Linked DNA regions of Mus musculus: region 1 is linked to region 2. The links are chromatin loops, found by intact Hi-C in ENCODE. Cell type or tissue: heart. All regions are shown on one strand.

Region 1 (8,000 bases), 220 kb before region 2:
TGCCAAGTGAGAAGTGAGAGTGATTCACAGATGGACAGGAAGACGCTTTGTTGCCACAGATTAAGGGTGTGGATAATTTACTTCTGTCTCACCACGGCTAAAATGATGCTTTATTTCTTAAGATAAGGCTGAAAGATACTCTTACTGAAGCAGAGTGAGGTGTTTTGAGATGGTTAAAGGCAGGGGCTCAGTAGACACAGTGTGCACTGCAGAAGCATAAGGATCAGAGTTCGAATCCCCGGAGTCCGTGTAAAAAGCCAGATGCATGGCAAGCACTAGTCTATGAGCAGTCCTACAGGAGATTGAGCCTGATCAAGACTTAGAGGATTGCAGGTCAGAAATGTAGAAACACACACACTCACACAAATATGCACAGATGCACACACACAATGACAGGAGAAAATCCTCCTGAATGGGTCCAGTGCTTTATATAGGTCTGAGATGCAAGACCCAGTACCTGTCCTGCTCAGACCATATGTTCCCTCGAACACTGCCATGGTGAGGACTATACTTATCCATCCGGGTTCCCCAATGCCATCAGTCCCCAGAGAACAGGGAAAATGTCCTCTTTCCCATGTCTTCTCTAAACCTTAAGCAGCACCTGGCCAACCACGACAAAAGAACCTCTGCCTATATTCATTCGCTCAGATGGGAAGAAGACTCATTCGTGGTAGCGTGGGAGCAGATGAAAGGCTAAGGAGGGTTTCCACATGAAGCCAACCTACAGCTGACATGGGGATTCTCACTTAAACTTAGCGTTTGGGAGGCTGAGGCAGGAGGATCACAACAAGATTTGAGGATATCCTGGGATACCAGGCCAGTAAGGTAAGACTCAAAATCAACCAACAAACCTGATCGTGTGATCAACAAAGGGGTCCAGAGAATAAAATTTTAACATACCATAGTTTGAGCATATTATCAACTTGAAATATTTTGAAGCAAAAATCCATGTTGTGACATTTGTAACATGACAAAAACAAGAAACAAAACCCAGCCTTTCTGTGGAAGTATTCATCAGCCTTCTCTAATTACTGAGTTCTAGTGGTAAAGGAAGACTGCAGTGCTCAGCAAGACATGAGCCAAGTCTACAAAGACCTTCGAGCGGAGATTCAATAAAGACAAGGGAAATAAGAGTTAAACACCTATGTTGACCTATAATCGCTAAACTCAGGTCAGAGGGAGATAGAGCCAAAAGATCAGGCTTATTCCAGTTAGACTGTCCATGTGATCTTAAAGGGCGGGTAAGATTCCTATCCTGGGAGAAAGGCCTGGGAAAGGACAGCATTCCAGTTGGTAAGACTTTAGACATAAAAAAGAAGCCTCTTGAGGCTGGAGAGATGGCTTAGTGGTTAAGATGATCACTAGCTGGTTAAGATCACCAGATGACCCACATTCTGTTCCCAGCATGCAAATTGAGCAGCTCACAACACCTTGTAACTCCAGCCCCAGATGATCAGACTCCCTCTTCTGGCCTCCTTGGGCACTGCACAAATGGCACATCTTGTAACTCCAGCCCCAGATGATCAGACTCCCTCTTCTGGCCTCCTTGGGCACTGCACAAGTGGCACACCTTGTAACTCCAGCCCCAGATGATCAGGCTCCCTCTTCTGGCCTCCTTGGGCACTGCACAAGTGGCACATTCGCATGTGTTTACATCGCAATCAACAATTGGATCAAAGAAGCCTTGCCTCCTGGGTGAACCCAAGAGTAGCACCAGGTAGAGTCCATTTATTGTTAGCACTGTCCCCAGTATGTCACATGCCTTACCAACTCTTATGTTATTTCCTGAAATTACCTTACCATCTCTCCCAGTATTGATACATACCAGGCCATTCAAATAAAATAAATAATAATGAAAAAAGAGAGAGAGGGACCAAGGGCAAGGTGATCATCAGTCTCCCGGGGACAAGAGAGGGCTCCTGACACTCACCAAAGTCAGTCATGTCCCCAGTCTTGGTTAGCTGCACGTCATACACACTGAGTGGGAAAACTTCGATTTCATCATAAACCTAAGAAAGGAGAAAGAGAAAGCAGGAGAATCAGGGGCTAACACTACACCACCTTGTGGAATTAAGTTGGCCCACTTTCGCTCAGGAAACTTACAGTACTGTTTACATGAGGGTTGGTTACAAATCAAATGCCAAACTTGAACAGTTTGCCCCCAAATTACAGTCCCCCAAATTAAGAGGCCATGCGGAGGCCTGGGGAGAGGGCTGAGCTTGTGGAGTGTTCACTTAGCGTGTGTGGCCCTGGGTCTGACCCCCAACATCACATAGACTAGGGGTGGTGGCGCACACTTGTATTCCACACACACGGGATATGGAAGCAGGAAGGTCAGAACAGAATCTGAAGGTCATTCTCAGATACACAGAGTTCAAGGCCAGCCTAGGCTACGTGAGGTTGGGCATGGGTGTGGTCGGACAGCCCCTCTCAACCTCCAGGTCCACTTGCCTGCTCTTGCATGTATTCATACAGCGCGGGCACACACCACTCCACACTTTTATCGACCACCTTTCGGAGCTGAAGACCATAGTGAGTGGGTTCCAACTGTCTCATCTACAAAGAAAATGATTGGTTACTCAGAGTCTAACTGCCCATCCTAAAAGCATCAGCATTCAGGAGGCTTGTGACAGATCACTATCAAAATCCCCCAAAATAACTGCATATAATTTTCTCAGTCCAGAACTACAGAAAACCTGAAATTTAAATGTACAAACAAGAAAAGCAAGGGTCAAAATTCGTTGTTTAAGGTCTCCTCTAAATGCTATCATCACAAAGTATAAGGCTCATTGCTAGCAAGTGATACCTTTTATTACACAACCGTCTCCCTTCAGACAGACAGCTCTCTGCCATGTGCTGGTTGCTAACTTTAAGTTGTTTGTCATTAGGAAAGTAGAGAGATTTTAAGTTATACAGACTTCAGAATTTCATACTTCAAAGTATTTTCAAAGGGAAAATGTTTAAATGCAGATATATTCTAACCCCCTCTAGCCCCCACCCCTGCCCTGTGTGTGTGTTTATGTGTGTATGTGTTTGTGTATGTATGTGTATGTTTGTGGGTATATGTATATATGTGTGTATGTATGTGTATGTGAGTATGTGTATATGTATATATGTGTGTGTATATGTATATATGTGTGTGTATGTATGTGTATGTGAGTATGTGTATGTGAGTATGTGTATATGTATATATGTGTGTATATGTATATATGTGTGTGTATGTATGTGTATGTGAGTATGTGTATGTGAGTATGTGTATATGTATATATGTGTGTGTATGTATGTGTATGTGAGTATGTGTATATGTATATATGTGTGTATGTATGTGTATGTGAGTATGTGTATATGTATATATGTGTGTGGATATGTATATATGTGTGTGTATGTATGTGTATGTGAGTATGTGTATATGTATATATGTGTGTATGTGTGTGTATATGTATATTTATGTGTGATATATATGTATGTATATGTGTGTGAGTGTGTGTATGTGTGTATTTAAGTGTGTGTGTACCTCCTCTTTCCCTCACTTGTATCTTTTCTTTCTTCCCCACACTTTCAGCAGAAAAGCATTTCTCTGAAGCCTGTGCTCCAAACAGAATTTAGTGACCTCTCACACCTTTTAACACCCAGAAAGCTAATCACAGTTTTTATCACCTGAATAAAAGGCTTTTCTAAATAAAAGGCTTACACACTGAGCTTGGGGGATGCAGTTAACTTTATAACCACAATTAGACATACAAACTAAAGCCTCAAGGCCAAGCACAAAAGAGTTAAAATATTCTACCATGAAAGTCAGCAGACTCTAGTCCAGTGTATTTAAATTTCCCAGCTCTTGTCTGCCACCTGGTGGTCTGAAAGTGCTAGGCATGCCGGTGCTGAATAGATTTATGCTATAGTTCCTCTTTAGACTGGGAATAAAGTCCATAAAGCAACTGTGAGTGGTAATGAATTATGGACTGAATAGCACACCAAGATACGCCATCTCTATGTAATGTGAACAGCAACAGGTGTCACAATGACTCTAGATGCAGATTCTAAGTCGATGTGGCTTCATGGAAGTGTGGGACCATGACCTGAGGACTCATTCCTCTGAAGGGTGGAGAATTAACATACTAGCTAGAAAATGTTAGTATGTTCCCCTGCGTAGAAAGTTGAGTCTTGAACACCCCCCACAAAACCAAATGCAGAGGAATACACCATTAACAAACCCTCTCTACTCGGAAGTATTTCTACAGCAAAATTCATCACCTTGCACACCAAAGCCAGAACATCTTCCACCCTGTGCTCTGGCTTGATGGTCACAGTAACTCCTTCGTTATCCTGGAAGTGGACATAAGTCTGGACTTCCCACATGCTGTCTCGCAGCGCGCTGTCTACTGCGGAGCCATACAGATGCAGGTCATGGGCCTGTGTGCAGTGAGAAAATAAAGGTTGGATAAGCAAAAGTAGAAACCAGAGGGGGGCGGCAAATGCTCCCTTAATACAAGCAGTTTGTACTATAAGTTTTGCACACATCCCACACTGGTCCTACACACTATTCAGGGGCAGATCTGCCAGTCCTTGGCTCTTCAGACTCTACACAGATGGAGCTCAAACCCAGGGATGGAGACGACTTCTACTCTGCAATGGGGTCAACTCAGATCAGCTCAATCTCACTGCTAGAGTCCTGATGGAGAAATGGGAAATGTACATTGAATCCTTAGTCCCTTTCCGGCTTCCAAAGGGTCTGTCTCATCCAGAGTAAGTGGATGTCTGTCTGTGCCCTAGATTAGCTCTAAACTGAATTCTCCATAAGTGTGACGATTCTCTCTCCTCCTAATTAAACTTTTTGAATGTAACTTCTAGTAAAGAGGACATCCTTTCTCCATCTTTCAGGTATGTCAGACATGGCCGCTCTGTCAGGAAATCATCCCCAAGAGTACCACCTTCAGGAGATTTTTCAAAACACTTCTGTAAACCTCACCACTGAAGCCAGTCACTTTGTGTCAATCTGCTCCTATACTAAGCATCTCAAACATTTCTTTGAGTTAGATCCTTCCGGGAACACTATGGTGACCCTAACTCCAAAGCTGCTACTTAACTAGACACTAGCAGCCCAGGGGAAAGTGTTTAATTTAGGTAGATGTGTTGGTGTATTCCCTTAATCCCAGCAGAGATACGGAGATCTCAGAGTTTGAAGCCAGAACTCATTTTGAGCCTCATCTACAAAGTAAGTTCCAGACCAGCCATCTACATAGTGAGATCCTGTCTCAAAACAAACAGACTTTTGTTTTCAACTTGCTTAGCCTCAGTTTACCACTTTGCAAAAGGAAGCATTGTTCTCATTACCGATATTTCTTAATTAACAAGACGAGCTTTTATGAGCAAAGGAGTCACCCACAATTAAGAGACGTCTTATAGGCTCGAAAGCATGGCAGCTGTGTAGATTTGTAGATTCAGTGCTCTCACAGTGCTACAAGCAACTCACTCCTCAAAGCAAGCACTCTGATGGGTCAACTCCCTGTCAACTCCATGCATTTCTTGATCTTTAAGCACAAAGTAAACTGTGCAAAGCCAAACTTGATGTGATAAAGCCATTCCGAAGAACAGGCCTGGGCAGAGAAGGGAAGGGTCCCTGTCTTTGGAAATGTGGTGCTCAGGTCTGAAGTCATCACTGGACCTGTCGTGGACCTGTCAAGATCAGAATATTTTCCCAAAAAGATGTGCACAGCCAGAACCGACCTCCCCTCACTGAGGAAGAGAGGAAGAGACAGGGGCAGATGCCCTGAGCCTAGGACACCAGGCTGGGATACTCTCTCCTAAGTGGGCCTGTCACATGAGTAAGGGCTTTCTCTGGCTCGCTTCTCCTGGGCACTTGGATCACTTTGGCAGTGGTTCGATCCAGGCACCAAGTAAAAGCGGGCACTGGCCTAATTAAGCTGCTTAAGGCTCCCCTCTTAATGCATATTGAAAACAAAAACAAATGGAAAGCCCAGCAGAGGTCACTATAGAGTAAGGAACATCAAAAGGAAGGCCACAGAAAGGAACTTAAACCACATCACTGCAACTTCCTACTGTCCTTCAAGAGAGCAAGTTGGGCAGGGACTCAGGAAATTCAAATCCATGCTGCACCATGGCTTCCTGCCTGTTCTTATCCCTGACTGTCCATCAGAGGGAGATTCTCCACATAAAATAAACTCCCACCCGGCTACAAATTTACTCAGAGCCTATTCAGGTACACACCCCCATTACCCTCTACTTTCCAGGTGAGAAAAATGGGGGGTGCAGAAATTCTAAAGAACTTTAAGTGTGCACAACTAATCCTTATGGTATGGAAGGGCTCTGACCCCCGAAGTCTGGATATGAGTCAGGTCTCCCCACTTTGACACCACATGAAAATGGCAGTCTGCCAATTAACTTCCCTCCGCAGTGAACATGACTTAACGGTCCAGATTCATTTCCTGATTCTACTACACAAACCATGCCCTAGTTGGACAAACCATCTCAAGAGGATTTCCCATAAAAAGCAAGGCACTCCCCTGCCTCTACATATCTGTTCATTGCAAAGCAATTGCTCTCCTCTGTCACTCTGTGCCCCCGCCTTAGTGTTGGAATCACTAGTTAGGGGAACCCACCTGTGAAGGTTTGTATATTTTTGGACCAGGGAGTGGCACCATCTGGAGGTGTTGCCTGGTTGGAGTAGGTGTGTCACTGTGGGTGTGGGCATAAGATCCTCACCCTAGTTGCCTGGAAGTCCACTAGCAGCCTTTGGATGAAGACACAGAACTCAACTCTGCCTGCACCATGCCTGCTTGGATGCTGCCATGCTCCCACCTTGATGATAATGGACTGAACCTCTGAGCCTGTAAGCCAGCCCCAAGTAAATGTTGTGTTTTTATAAGACTTGCCTTGGTCATGGTGTCTGTTCACAGCAGTAAAACCCTAACTGAGACACCACCAAACTCAGTACTTGACAGAATCCAGCAGAATCCAGCTCACACAAGGGTTAGCTTTGGGTCCACCCACTTTAAGTGGCGAGAGACATGACGATAAGGTCTTTGTTTCTTCATCAGTCTCCTCTGACCCTTAAGAAGGTATCTCACACCCACAATACACCTGGGTACTGAGGAGCCGGATGCTACTAAGAGTCACACTCAGCAAAGGTAAAAGATCAAGGCATCTGGCTCGAATTTGCTTTTCTGGAGTCAGTTTCTTCCTAGGCCCAACTTTCAGAAAGACTAAATGGCAGATTGCTCAAGGAAGGCAAGGCTTAGACAAAAGAGATGTGTGAAAGTAGACAGAGAGGTGGAAGAAAGGATGATAGAACGATCCTGCTATGCTCAACTGAGTCTGACTGTGAACCTGCGCCTGCACGGACCAGTCTTCCTTTCCTCCGTCTCCACTGTTCACAGAAGATGCCTATCAAAGCCAAGGCCACCAGTGACTTAAAGCCTCTTCAGAGACCTCCCATGATGACAAATCAGATGTGCTTTTTGCTGTACCGTGCAAGCATGCACACACATTTATTCACTATAGAAAAGGAGAGACCCGGCTATTCAATGAAGTCAATGAATGTGGAATGGATTAATTAGAACCAGGGGGGAAAAGTCTACTTGATGAATACAGATCTCCCAAGTTATTTTAAGCTTTGCCCTTTTGGAGAGAAAGCTACTTTGATTTCTTCATTCAGCATCTAAGCTGAAGCCATGCGCACCTCAATTTTGAGAGTTAGACAAAACCTTCTTCTGTGTCCTTTTCATAAAAGAGAAAAATCCCCAGACTAAATACACACACACGCAACACACACACATATACACATTCAACACACTCACACACTCTCTCACACACACACTCACACTCAACACACACACATATACACATTCAACACACTCACACGCTCACACACACACACTCACACTCAACACACACATATACACATTCAACACACTCACACGCTCACACACACACACATCAACACACACATATACACATTCAACACACACACACACTCAACACAC
Region 2 (8,000 bases):
TTGGAAGCGATCTACACGTCTCAGAAGGGATCGTAGTGTACAGGATTTTAATTAGTAAGATAAAGTGTCTGTCTGCAGGCTGGGGACTGCAGTGCGCTCACTTGCAATCCCGGCAATTCCAGCACTACCACAGTGGCACGGGAGGTGCCATGGATGGCTCCTGGCCAGCCCACCTAGACTGTGCAATGCAACAGAAACACTGAGAGACCCTGCATGCACAAGAATGAAGGAGAGAACCAGGCCAACACATGTCTCATGGCATGTCTACGCTCACAGTTACACATAAAGGTGCATGCGCACGTGTGCACACATAGACACACACAGACACACAGACACACAAATAACAGATATTTTCAAAACTGCAAACAAACAAGTCCACTTGTAGGCCAAAAAATAAAACTGACAGACATATAAACTTACAACTAATGACTATGAAGAAAAATTCCTATCTGTGATGATGAAGCAGAATGAGATAATTCATAGACCTGGGGAGCCGCTCCATGGTACAGAGCACCGATTGCTCTTGCAGAGGCACTGGGTTCCATTTCCAGCAGCCACATGGCTGCTCACGACTACATGTAGCCAATTCCCGGGGCTCCAATGCCTTCCTTGGGCCTCTGCAGGCACTGCCCACACTTGATGCACAGACATGGACACAAGGAAAACAAATACCCTTAAAAGATGAAATTGTAAATTTTAAAAGATTTAAAGCAGATGGGACAGTCTAGTAAGTTCTGTCATGGTGTCAAATGCAAGCCCCTTTGATCCAAATCCCATAGAGCGGATGTTAGGAACACAGCGTGGTATCAGGATGGGGGCCCTCAGCTCGACAAGCTCTGCCACACTGAAGGACAGTCAGGGCTCCATGGAGACTGTGAGTGCCTGTGGCTGAAACCTGCCTGTTAGGCACAGGTATAAGCCTTACCGCATCAGGCATCAATCACATCAAGGCTACCCTGCCTCAGGAAGAGCGGTTTAGGCTCACCCACCTCCTGGTGACTCGCTCACCAGTGCCAGGCCTTTGAGGACAGTAGTGGCTTTTCTCTACACAAAGCTGCCTCCTTGTTCTACTCTATGGAGACACAGCTGCGGCTTCCACCTCTCCAATAAACTTCCAAGTAGGCATCTTGTTCTTGCAGCTGGGTTGCTGTATGGATGGCTTTGTGTCCCCACACTCCCAGTTTTCAACAATGAGTACAAGATGGCAGAGGCCTGGTCTTCTGTGGCATGTATCCTACCCACATCTGACACAGATGCCGAACAAATGTTTGGTAACGTGTGCTTTCCTGAAGGTCTGGTGTTTTTTAAAAAGGGGATGGCTTTCACTGGGGATATTTCTCCGATTCCAGCTTCCCGCTGCTTTGTAAGACGCTTGAAAATGAACACCCACTGCGACTGTGGACTGGTTCTCCTGGAATCTACGACCTTTAATCCTCCTTCTTTTCAAAATCTAGCAATGCAAAAATGGCAGATCCAGAGTGTCCCATGTCCGTATTCTGGGTGCTCTCTCACATTCTGGAACCAGCTGCACACAGCTCCTGTGCAATGACCGGCTATTCCACCAGAGGCAGAGAGCTCCTCTCCAAAGGTAGATGGCCTTTCCCTTACCTTGTAAACAACCCTAACAGAACTCACTGAAGTCACAAAGGGGACAGGGGACAGCTGACAGAAGACATGAAGCAGTTGGAAGGTTAGCTGGTAACCGGAAGGATATTAACCAGAGGAGGGGCGACAAGGACAAAAGTGGGTAACAGGTGAATTTGATGTAAATGCACAAAAACATCATAGTAAAACCCATTGTTGTGCCTAGTTAATATCTAACTTTTTTTTTTTTTTTTTGGTTTTTCGAGGCAGGGTTTCTCTGTATAGCCCTGGCTGTCCTGGAACTCACTTTGTAGACCAGGCTGGCCTCGAACTCAGAAATTCGCCTGCCTCTGCCTCCTGAGTGCTGGGATTAAAGGCGCATGTGCCACCATGCCTGGCTTCTAACAAATATTTAAAATGACCAAAGCTTGAGAAATATTGTAGTCAGAATTTTATATGCAGAGCAGATGTGTGCAGGTGTGCCGTCTGAACACGAAGCACAGAAAGGTAAGGTGGAATAATAATGCTTCCTTCACAAGCCCTTCTCATCAAGCTGGGGGGAGGGTCTAGGACCCGCAGCAGATGCCACCTCGCTTATGACTCCTGTGTCGCATTACTTGTACTGGTAAGGAAGTGAGGATGCCTGTGCCCCGGGTTTCACTGGCTTAACTGTGAGTCCTTCCGGTGACACTGCAGATACACCTGACCTCTGGCAAGCCACAAGACCCTTTGCATCCTCCCCTTTGCCCAAGTCAGCCTGTGCCATGGCTGGTTAGTCCTGGGTGTCCCCGAAGCACACTGCTTCATCCCATCCGTTGTCTGGCTACAGGATTGTCTTGGAACTGCCCCAGAAACTGCTCGAGAGCAAAGATCTGTTTTATTTCCACATGTGCCTGGTCCTCATGTAGCTGTTGAAATGAATGCCTAGATGAATGAACTAACTGTTGGGAAAATAATCTCAAGCTATAATCAAATTGAAAGTTTAGTAAATTAATAGATACATTTTTAAGCTAGAGCTTCCACATACCAGGGAAAAAATGATGGCATAAATTTAAGAAATAACTTCTTCCTTCAAATGCTTTCATTAATATCTAATAAAAAGCACTGTGAGGTTGAAGTTTTAGAAATAAAATTTCAATAAATCTCAATATTTAAAAAATCACAAATACCAATTTCAGAATTACTGAAATGTATCTAAATATTGCTCAAGGCAACTCCCTGAGCTTCTGTAATAGACATATTGATAAAAAACAAAACAAACAAACAAAAAAACCAAAACCTCAACACAACATCAAGCAGAAAAATTAAAATAATCAAAATTAAAATAATCAGGGAAACTAGTATTTCATCTACAATAGTGTTACGTACTCAACTTATAAAATGCAAAGAATACATAAAGTCAATTATTCGTTTTGCCCCTCTCACATCCCCCCCACCCCCTGTCATGTAACTTCTGAGATAATAACATATTCCAGTAAAGTCCTTGCTGTCCCCCAATCCCTGGACCATCTGAGTCAATGGATTCAGCCTGGCTCTCTGAATCTCAACTGTTAATACAGTACGGTCTCTCAGGAAATAGCTCATGGACACAACTTTTAAGGCCTTGTCTTTGAAATATCAGGCTCTTTTGTTAATGGAGGAGGTACTGCAGTTTGTGCACTTCTGTCTCCTCTAAGCAATCTGTACCATCCCTAAAGAAGCCCTCCTAGCTCACGCATCCAGCAACAGACTGTAGCGATTTGGGTATGACACGCCTCGGGACAACTGGTTTACCTCACCTACCTATAGGCCATTCCTACAAACAAATCGGAGCATGGGCTTTAAAAATACATTTTAAAAATTTACAACCAAGTCCCACTCCTCAAGACCAAATGCAGACTATAAAAGATGGCTTAGCAGGTAAGAGAACTTTCCACCAAGCCTAGCAACATGAGTCATCTTTGGGATCCATCGAACACAAAGAACCTGATTCCTTCAGGCTGTCTTCAAACTCCAGATGCATGTCCTGGTATGTGTGAGCCCTCACATGGATACATGTAATTAAGATATTTAAAAAAAAAAAGTTTCAAGATGCTCCTGTGGCACACATTGGGCTCCCTCCCCCAGAACTGGTGTATCGGAACCTTTAATCACAGAGACTTTGGTGGTCAGATTTCTGTTCTATACAAATGGAACCATTATTGCTCTGAATTCTTGAGTTGAACACCATTTCCTTATAATCGACAAGGCAGATTTCTAACATAAAAAAATTCACCAGTATATTGAAATATTACCATGAAATATATATATATAAAATTCACCACCCTTGAATACAGAATAAATAAATAGTAACACATCAACACAACTCACTAAGAAGGGTAGCTGCAGGTGATTACTCCAGAAGAGAATATTGGACCAGCGAGGGAAGCTCACTGAATGAGCACAGGAACAACTTCAAAGAAAAAAAAAGGAAAAAGAAAACTTAAGTAATTAGTGGTCATATACCTGTCTTGTTCCTTGATACAGAACCTATGGGTTAATTAGAGAGGACGCATAATAAGCTCTTTTGATCCCTAGGGTGTAAGAATTATTATGCCCTGCTCTGCTTGGAGATTACTTAGAAAGTTGACGGAACCCGCAGCCTGGGTGTTCCGTGCATCCCAGGGTACTTACTGGGCTTCAGGCTTTCTGGGTGCTACTTTGGTGGGCACACCAGGAGGCTAGTGCTATCAAACTGATGCATCTATAGGGTACCAGAATCAAGAAGGGCATATCGGGTCTCAGTCGTCACCCAGGTGAAGATGGTAGCGCCGGAAGGACCTGAGAGCATCAGTGTGTCCTGCAGGAGTGCTCCGAGCCACTGCTTGCGGTAGCACCTGCTAACTCCCAGGCTTGTGGCTTCCACTGCGCTCCTTTTGCCAAGACCACCAGGCTAGCCCGAGACTTAGATAAAGTGGCTATCTGCTAAGGGACACATCTCAATTGTATTCACAACAGAACTGTGGTTTGTTCTTAAACATTCATACCAGCAAACGCAGAGAACCTTAGAGGAAGGGACTCTCCCAGCAGACAAGACACCTCAGAGACTAACAAGACAGGAATAACAAGCACGTGACTGCGAGGAGGCAGCCAGCCACTTCCAACTCAGCACGCATGCGTGTGGGATCAGCTGACTTGCCCACGTCTCTTATGGGAAGATCAATGATACCACAGAGCTTTATCTGCAGGCAAGGGGCTGCATTTAAGGGTGACTGTGCGGAGTGGGAGGGGTAAGCACTCAGAAATAGCAGTGATAACTAACTGGCTCTAGAAGGCACCATGGCAGCCCTGGTTGCCTTCCATGGGGGCACAGTGACCTCTACTGGTAGAGACACAGAGTGCTGATGTGATTTTTCTCCCCTAAATGCGTGTGCCAAGTCGGCCACATGCATTTGAGCACACAACAGAAAGAATAGTACAGTGAGCGCTTCAGCTTAGAAGTTTATCCTGCATGCAATACAGAAAGAACACTGCCTTAGTTATTGAAGCAGCTATTGAAATATTTTTGAGGTGTCTCCAGCATAACTGGTTTCCACAGGCACCAACCATGGAACGAAAGAGTACATCAATATGTGTTGAAACTCCCCAGGGCTAAGTCTTAGGTAGCCCACTTTCTTGTGAACACTTGTTTTCCTGTTTTCAAACCAATGGTTAAAGCTTTGGACTTTCCCTTTAACTCCTAACAGTTGCCAGACATAAACTGTAGACATTTTCAAGTTTATATATATAGTAACTTGGATAATTAAAGTTAACCTGGACATTAAAATAATGTCAAAAGACATACCTCACCCCAAGGGCCCTGAAGCTCCACCATGTAACCATGGGAACACATGTGGACCAGAGACAGAAGCTGGGTGTGCGAGCCGGTGTACAAGTGTACAAGAACCAATGAAGGTATTCCTAAATCTCACAGGCTGAAATAATTTCCTTAATAACTTTGTTTTTCTAAGTTTCTACTGCAGAGAATGAAGTAGTATAGAATTCAGAGTGACACCGTTCAGTGATGTATATTAAAAGTCCGTCCTGACACCAGGGAAATAACAGCTTCTTTTAATCCTCCCTGCTTTTTGTTTTGTTTTGTTTTTGCTTTTTTTTTTTTATCACACATGATAAAAATTACTGCAGGCTAGTGAGTCCACCTCTCCACAGAAATCACTTGGACTGGAGAGAAGGCTCAACCGTTAGAGACTAGACTCACTTCCAAAAGTATCAGAAAAGACACACAGCCTCGGCACAGAGCTTACGGAGAGGACTAGGGAAATGAAGGCATCCTTACTTAACTTGGTAAATACATCAGCTTTTTGTTATTCCTACTTGCTACTATGCTCATACTTGCTGCTGTATTTACAAGATAGGACCAGAGACCCAAGGGCAAATCAAATGCCATCCTTGATCCAAGGAGCCAGCAGCAGAACATTTTAAAAACTCTTCCTTAAAACACAAAGTTTTTCATCAATAATGTAAGGTTTCAGTGTTCTACCTCCCTCAGGCAATACTGTCTGCCTCTGAAGCACCACTCTCCTCTCCTCTCAGACCAGCGGTTCTCAACCTGTGAGTCTCCAGCCCTTTACTGATCTGAGACCCTTTCCCAAGGGCCACTTAAGACCACTGGAAAACACAGTGACTCATAACAGTAGCAAAATTACAGTTATGAAACAGCAATGGAATGATTGTATGGCTTACTGTCACTGCAGCATGAGGGACTGCAGTAAAGGGTCATAGAGTTAAGAGGATTGAGAAGCACTGGGCAAGACAGGAAATTATGCTTCTAGGTCATATCAGGAATTAAAACTGCCATTATCAGGAATACAAACAATTCCAATTAGTTAACCAGTGTCTTCAGGACACGTCTAGGATTGAGTCAGGACAGAACGAATGTCAGGGGAAACAGAAAGAGCCCGTCACGCCAGTGGATCTGATTACAGCACTGGATGGCGGGGAGTCCAGGGTGGCAACACAGCTGAAGAAACCGCTGCACAGATTAGTGCTATGAAGACTATGCTCCATTAGCGGGGGAGATGTCTCAACAACTAAAGCAGTTAATGGGGGAATGGGGACTGTCTTAGTCAGGGTTTCTATTTCTGCACAAACATTATGACCAAGAAGCAAGGTGGGGAGGAAAGGGTTTATTCAGCTTACACTTCCACACTGCTGTTCATCACCAAAGGAAGTCAGGACTGGAACTCAAGCATGTCAGGAAGCAGGAGCTGATGCAGAGGCCATGGAGAGATGTTCTTTACTGGCTTGCTTCCCCTGGCTTGCTCAGCCTGCTCTCTTATAGAACCCAAGACTACCAGCCCAGAGATGGCACCACCCACAAGGGGACCTCTGCCTTGATCACTAATTGAGAAAATGCCCCACAGCTGGATCTCGTGGAGGCATTGCCCCAACTGCAGCTCCTTTCTCTGTGATGACTCCAGCTGTGTCAAGTTGACACAAAACCAGCCATACAGGGACTTGGCTGGTTTAACGTGTGTGATACCCTGGAGGTGAGTCCCAGAACCATTACAGAGGGCTTCACCTCACTAATCTCAGCTCTGGGGAGGTGAAGGCGGAAGGCTTGCTGCAGGGGATCTGCCTCCCAGCCTCTGACCCTACTCTGAGCTCACAGATCTGTGCCCTCCATATATACACAGTGACTTTCCACATAGTCAACTCAAGCCAACATCCAACACCGGCAGAGCAACTTTCAACAAAGTCAACTCCAACCTTTGGAACAAGTTCTGGGCTTTGAGTGAAAAACTCCCACATAAATTCTGATACCTTTGCCACACCACAAAAGACATCCAGGAATATGGTAACATTGTTTAAAGCTCGGGCTAAACCCTGAGAGAAAAAGAGGCAGGGACTGAAACAATCCCCAGGACATCTGGTCAGTGGGATTTTGGCTAACCAGGGAGTGGGATTTCACAAAGCGACCGCATGCGTGGTGTGTGGTGGGAGCATCCAGAGAGATGTGTGCAGTCCCTGCAACGAGCATGAGGCTGGCGGGCTGGCTAATAACTCAGAGCTTATGGCACTGCTTGCATGGTATACAACGAGCATCTAGTGAGACAAATGGCACAACACATTCTGAGGGCTATGGGGGTAGCTCAGTGGACAAGACAGCTTGCTCTGCAAGGATAACGGTGGGAGTTCAAATCCTAAGCAACTACATAAAAACAAACAAACAAACAAACAAACCCCCCCAAAACAAAAAACATCCTGGGCTATACTTGCCTGTGACTCCAGAGTATAGGGAAACAGGGGGGTCTAGAGAACTTGCTGGCTAGACGCTGTAGCTGAAAAGGTAAAGCAACCTGTCTCAAAGTAAAAAGGTGGACAGCCTCAGAGGAAGGCACCTGATGTCCTACTGTGGGCTCCAGATGTGTGTTCATGGCAAGTACACCAGGCAGGCA

Evidence for each region. A loop is a pair of places that touch in the nucleus more often than their neighbours do. Peaks named below come from ENCODE experiments on the same cell type or tissue, not always from the same donor. Only the 100,000 strongest peaks of a DNase experiment are listed, where the experiment ranks them.
Region 1: a loop joins it to region 2, with 5 times the contacts of the local background. A loop is called at or near these places in 11 of 42 quality-filtered maps.

What each region holds. Positions count from the first base shown.
Region 1 is chr17:3,444,788-3,452,787 of GRCm38, reverse strand. It overlaps Tiam2 (T cell lymphoma invasion and metastasis 2), which reads right to left. Exons shown (of 27, transcript NM_001122998.1): 10 at 4,252-4,410; 11 at 2,452-2,556; 12 at 1,931-2,009. Among named protein-coding and RNA genes, the nearest start is that of Gm52295, 40 kb to the right of the region's middle. In heart, CTCF peaks have their summits at 1,577 (motif pointing left), 3,860 (motif pointing left) and 5,985 (motif pointing right); a DNase peak (open chromatin) is centred at 1,547.
Region 2 is chr17:3,227,250-3,235,249 of GRCm38, reverse strand. No RefSeq gene overlaps it. Among named protein-coding and RNA genes, the nearest start is that of Gm34035, 52 kb to the left of the region's middle. In heart, a CTCF peak has its summit at 4,929 (motif pointing left); a DNase peak (open chromatin) is centred at 4,799; H3K4me3 peaks cover 618 bases; H3K27ac peaks cover 443 bases.